Regions from separate parts of the Homo sapiens genome. Here region 2 is linked to region 1. A link is a loop called in an ENCODE intact Hi-C map of the cell type or tissue named here. Cell type or tissue: upper lobe of right lung. All regions are shown on one strand.

Region 1 (2,500 bases):
AGCATCTGCCTAAAGAGTCCAGCAGAGTTCATTCTCCTAGCTCTGAGGTGCAGGAAGAACTTGCATGTGCCTCTGACTTCACTGGCTCTCCCCAGGCATCTGGGTCAGGAAAGGGACATAAACCAGTGGCATCCCTTGATTGTCCCCCTTTTGATCCCAACTCATAGTTGTGAAGTCCATAATTATTCCACAGAGGGGCAGTCCTGTTTTTTACTTCCCTAACTACGTGCTGGTGCATTGCTCTGAGACGCAAGAAGGCAACTCCTAGGGAATGTGTAAATAATGCCTGTGCTCTGATTGATGGCTTTGTTTGCAGCCAGAGGAAGTTGAAACTGGGGCCTCTGACCCTGGCCTGGTCTGGCTTCTTCCTTGAAGCCTGCAGTCATGAGCAAGGAAATGAAGGATCACTTCCTGGGGATAACTGGATCAGGAGAAAGCAACAACAGCCAAATGCATAGTTCCCTCTCACTGTTTAAATGGGGAGGTGGCAAGATTTCCTGGGGTGACCCTGGCTCTATAATCAAGTGAGCTTTATTAAATGGCCGCATGGAGCATGTAAATTCTCCCAGCCCAGCTTATATAACACACTTTGTGAGAGGCGGAAACCAGTTCGAATTTGAACCTCTGCAGAGCCCTGCCTGGTAGATTTGCAGACAGCGGTGCCCATGAGACATCTGAAACTTTACGACTACATATTTAAGCATTTATGAGACTTGAACTGTGTTCCATTAAAATGGAAAAAAAAACTGCAAGGAAAAAAATCCTGAGACTTCCAGCAAGGGTAATTAGCCCCAAATGTTTCATAAAGGATTTGATAGCATTCTGGTTGTAAGCCCCTTTCCCCGGTCTGTCATAGGAGAGAAAGAGAAGAAAGAAACCTATTACAAATTCACCATTACTTAAAAAAAATCACATGACAAAACCAAGCAGCTGGACCCAGGTTTAGAAGAAGACTAACCATACAGACCCTATCCCAAAGTGACATTAAAATTTTACTGGAGAGAAAATATTTAAGATATGGACTTGGTTGTTTTTGTCATACCTACCAAAGAAATCCCTTCCTTTTTATGCCCCTGTTCATTCACTCAACTTCTTCCCTTTTGTTTCTAAGTTTGGCACTAGTCCGGCTGGCTTAGTGCCTTCCAACCTCCCACCAGGCCTGGGTCTATTTCTCTGTTACTCCCATTGTACTGTTGCTGGTGGAGAGACCGGAGGGGCGATCACTGGAATAGGAGATGTCCACGTAAAGCCAGTGTTAATCCCTGCCTAGGTGACATCACATAAATATGGCTCAACCTGATCACACTGAACTCCCCATGAAGAGGGCCACACCACAGGGTTCCCATCAGGCTATGTCTGGCAAAGACTCAGCTATTCCGTGTTCTTCATTGGAAGGATAAGAAGTTGCTTTCTATCTGACACTGTGTGCACAGACAGAGAAGGCACGTATCATTAGAATGTATTTTTTAAGCCTTTCTTTTTTACGGAAGGAACTTTCAGAATGATAAGTCAGCAAATGAGGCAGCATTAGTATGCAGAAATAGCTACAAATATATAACAGAAGAGTTTTCTATCTAATGTCAGGGAAAACACCTTGAATCTTATGCAGACCTGTCATGTTCTGTTGAAGGGTGTATGGTCCCAGTGGTCCCCAACTTTTTTGGCACCGGGGACCTGATTCATGGAAGACAATTTTTCCAAGGACTGAGGTTGGGGGATGGTTTCAGGATGATTTAAGCACATTACATTTATTTCTATTATTATTACATTGAAATATATAATGAAATAATTCTACAACTCAACATAATGTAGAATCAGTGGGAACCCTGAATTTGTTTTCCTGCTACTAGATGGTCCCACCTGAGGGTGATGGGAGACAGTGACAAATCATCAGGCATTGAATTCTCATAAGGAGCATGCAGCCTACATCCCTGGCAAGCACAGTTCACGAACAGGGTTCGTGCTCCTGTGAGAATCTAATGCCACTGCTAATCTGATGGGAGGTGGAGCCCAGGTGGTAATGTGAGCAATGGGGAGTGGCTGTAAATACAGATGAAGCTTCACTCTCTCACGGCTCGCCTCCTGCTGTGCAGCCAGTCTGTGGCCCAGGGGTTGGGGATCCCTGCTACATAAGATCCCCAAGAAATAAAGAGACAGCTCTGATGGTTTAGGTATTCACCTGCCCAAAGACAGACCTGGACAGATGGTCTCTTTTGGTTTGTCCAACTCTTTAATTCTGTTGTCTCTGAATGGTAGGAACATATCGAGTGCCCTTACTGATGGCCGGAGTTATTTATAGTCTCATCTTTTACGCTGTCACCTTGAAGGTGCCTTTCTTCCCACTGAGCAGGGCCACTCTGCTCCAGTTCATCTGAGTCAGACTTTCCACAGCAATTTATCCGATCCACACCAACCTATTTCCATACCAAGTATTTTTAAAGACATAAGCAATATTTGGTTTCTTTGTTATCTAAACAGAAGGAAAATCATTTGCTTTAAA
Region 2 (2,500 bases), 150 kb after region 1:
GATAAACCCTGTTCTCAGGCAATTTCGCGTCCATTTCCTCCAGCTTCTGAGATCCTATCAGCCCTGCCTGTCCTATTTTTTGGCCAATTCAGTGCAAATCCATTGTGCACCCTTCCAACTACTTCCTGACCCTGGACCACACCTCCCTTTGCTGCTCACACTTTCTCTCTCTCTCCCTTTCTCTCACACACACACCCACCCGCAGGGTTGGACTGGTCCTGCCACACACACACACACACCTTTTATTTCTACCCCCGAGCTTCTGAGTGTGTTCAGGAAAATGTTCATGCAACTTCAGGTTGGTTCATGGTTATTGTGATGAACCCCACACAGATCATCATATCTCTAGCCAGTTCTGCCAGGGGTGCCTGCTCAGGGTCTCTGTTCCCCACTGTGGTTTTACCTCTTGCTTCAGGTCCCAGATACTCAAGGCTTTTGCTCTAAGAAGATGTTGCTGCTTATGTTTCTGCAGAGAAAATAAAAGCCAGCACCAGGGAGCTCCTAGTCCTACTTCTTTATCCACAAACTTAATTGTATCTTTAATTGTGTTTTTGTGGCTTCTCAGTCCACTCACTGCACACACGCAAATGCATGAGCGTCTCAGAGGAAGACCCTTAGCCCATCATCCAGCACGCACTGATCCACGTGTACCTCAATCCCAGTCCCTTCTGTCACCTCACAGAGCTTCTCCCTCGAGCCTTTCCTCTCTTTTTCTCTATCTTCTCCTCCATGGATTCCTCCCCTTTGTGACCACGTCCCAATCTAACTGAAGAAAACGTCCTCTGTGATGCACAGCCTCCTCCAGCCAGTGCCCTCTGCTACCCCTTCTGCTCTGCTCACAGCAACCGCCGAGAGATGGGTCTGCACTTGCTGTCACCCCCTCCCCACAGGCCTCTCGTTCCTCATTCTGTGGTCGTCCAGCTTCTGGTGCCATCGTACCCCCTGGTCACTGGAGGTCTCTCGCCCCTAGCTCCACAGGCGTGCTTCTGCCCTGCTCCCATGTGGCTTCTGTGGCTCTGGGCTCATTCGAACATGCTCCCTTTCAGTTCCCCCGGCTCTGTGGCACTACACTCTCCTGGGCCACCTCCTCTTTGTCCCCTCTGTCCCTGGCTCGGGGCAGGTTCCCTGCTCTGCTCTGCTGTCCCTTGAGCCCTGGTGTCCACGAGGTCGTGTCTTGCTTGTCTTCTCTCCCTGCACCTTCCCCTGGTGTGATTTCACCCCCATCCACAGCTGCCACTGCAGTCTCTTTGCTGGAGACTCTCCGTCCTCTGCCCCAGTCCTGACCTCTCTCCCGAGCTCCAGGCCATCTCCACTGACTGGCATTTCCTCACAGATGCAGCTGGAATCTAATGATGTCGTCGTCTTTCTGCATCCAAATGTGCTCCCCTTTCGTTGTCACCTCCTTGTCTTTGTGATGGGCACCATCACCCCTGCAGCCCCCAAAACCAGAGACTTGGGAGTCAACCTTGACCTCACCGCTCCCTCCCGCTTGCCTCCTCCTGTTCCCTCAGTCACTACTCGCTGTTATTCCTGCATCTTAAACAGCTCCCTATCCATCTCTTACTCTCCATACACAGCCTAATAGTAATTAGGGCTTCCATAAACCTCTCCTGGACTCAAGATCTCCTTGTTCATCTCTGCGTCTGGCCTTGACCCCTTCCAAACTCCCCTATATGAAGACACTGAGCATCTTTCTAGAATTCTCATCTGATCCTTGCTCATAATTTTTTTCCAGCTTCCCATTATCCTCAGAAAAGGACATCTTTAGCGTGACTTGCATGATGTGACTTCTGCTTAACTGTCCAGCCTCACCTCTTCCCACTCCCCTCACCACACAACACACACACACACACACACACACACACACACACATTATAAGCAGCCAGCAGCGGTCAATATATGACCAAGAGCACCTTGAACTGCAAACCATTGTTTAGTGCTATAAGGCTTGGGAACAATGTCTCTCTGATATTGTTCACCAGGCAAGCTTTAGAAATAGGTCAAGAAAAAAATATAAGGAAAATATACACAACCCAAGGAAGTCTGCGTCATGTGTGTGTGTGTGTGTGTGTGTGTGTGTGTGGTCTTTTCATAGGCACAACTTTGTGCTCAGAATGAAGCCTACATGTCTGGATTATTCTTTAATTACATTTTCTTCTACCAAGTGTCCTGTAGTTCTGATCATCTCAACTCCTTGTAAGAAAATAAACAGAGATTAGATTTGCCTCTTCAGAATTTGAGTTTCACAGACAATAAACTGAAGCAAGCAGCAAAAAAATAAGAGAGGAGAAGTCCGATCGGGGAGGAAGGATTTTACAGCCAAGTCCACAGGCCGGATTCTTGGTATCTTCCCTGGCTGATGGAGACAGCAGCTGCTACTTCCTGTCACTCGCAATAACAATGATGGCATGGATCTAAAATGAGGTTCCTGCTAACCAGAACTTGCTATATTTCAGCTAGGTGTCCCAGTTAAGATTTTAGAGGCATTGAGATTCTAAGC

What was found. Hi-C counts contacts between places; a loop is a spot of excess contacts. Peaks named below come from ENCODE experiments on the same cell type or tissue, not always from the same donor. Only the 100,000 strongest peaks of a DNase experiment are listed, where the experiment ranks them.
Region 2: a loop joins it to region 1, with 2.4 times the contacts of the local background. A loop is called at or near these places in 38 of 110 quality-filtered maps.

The regions. Positions count from the first base shown.
Region 1 is chr10:13,943,749-13,946,248 of GRCh38, reverse strand. All of the region lies in intron 2 of FRMD4A (FERM domain containing 4A), which reads left to right. Among named protein-coding and RNA genes, the nearest start is that of FRMD4A-AS2, 47 kb to the left of the region's middle. RefSeq lists an enhancer at 1-268. In upper lobe of right lung, no CTCF peak of the experiment used is centred here; no DNase peak of the experiment used is centred here.
Region 2 is chr10:13,789,142-13,791,641 of GRCh38, reverse strand. The region is part of intron 5 of FRMD4A (FERM domain containing 4A); the gene reads left to right. Among named protein-coding and RNA genes, the nearest start is that of FRMD4A-AS2, 200 kb to the left of the region's middle. In upper lobe of right lung, no CTCF peak of the experiment used is centred here; a DNase peak (open chromatin) is centred at 1,103; H3K27ac peaks cover 207 bases.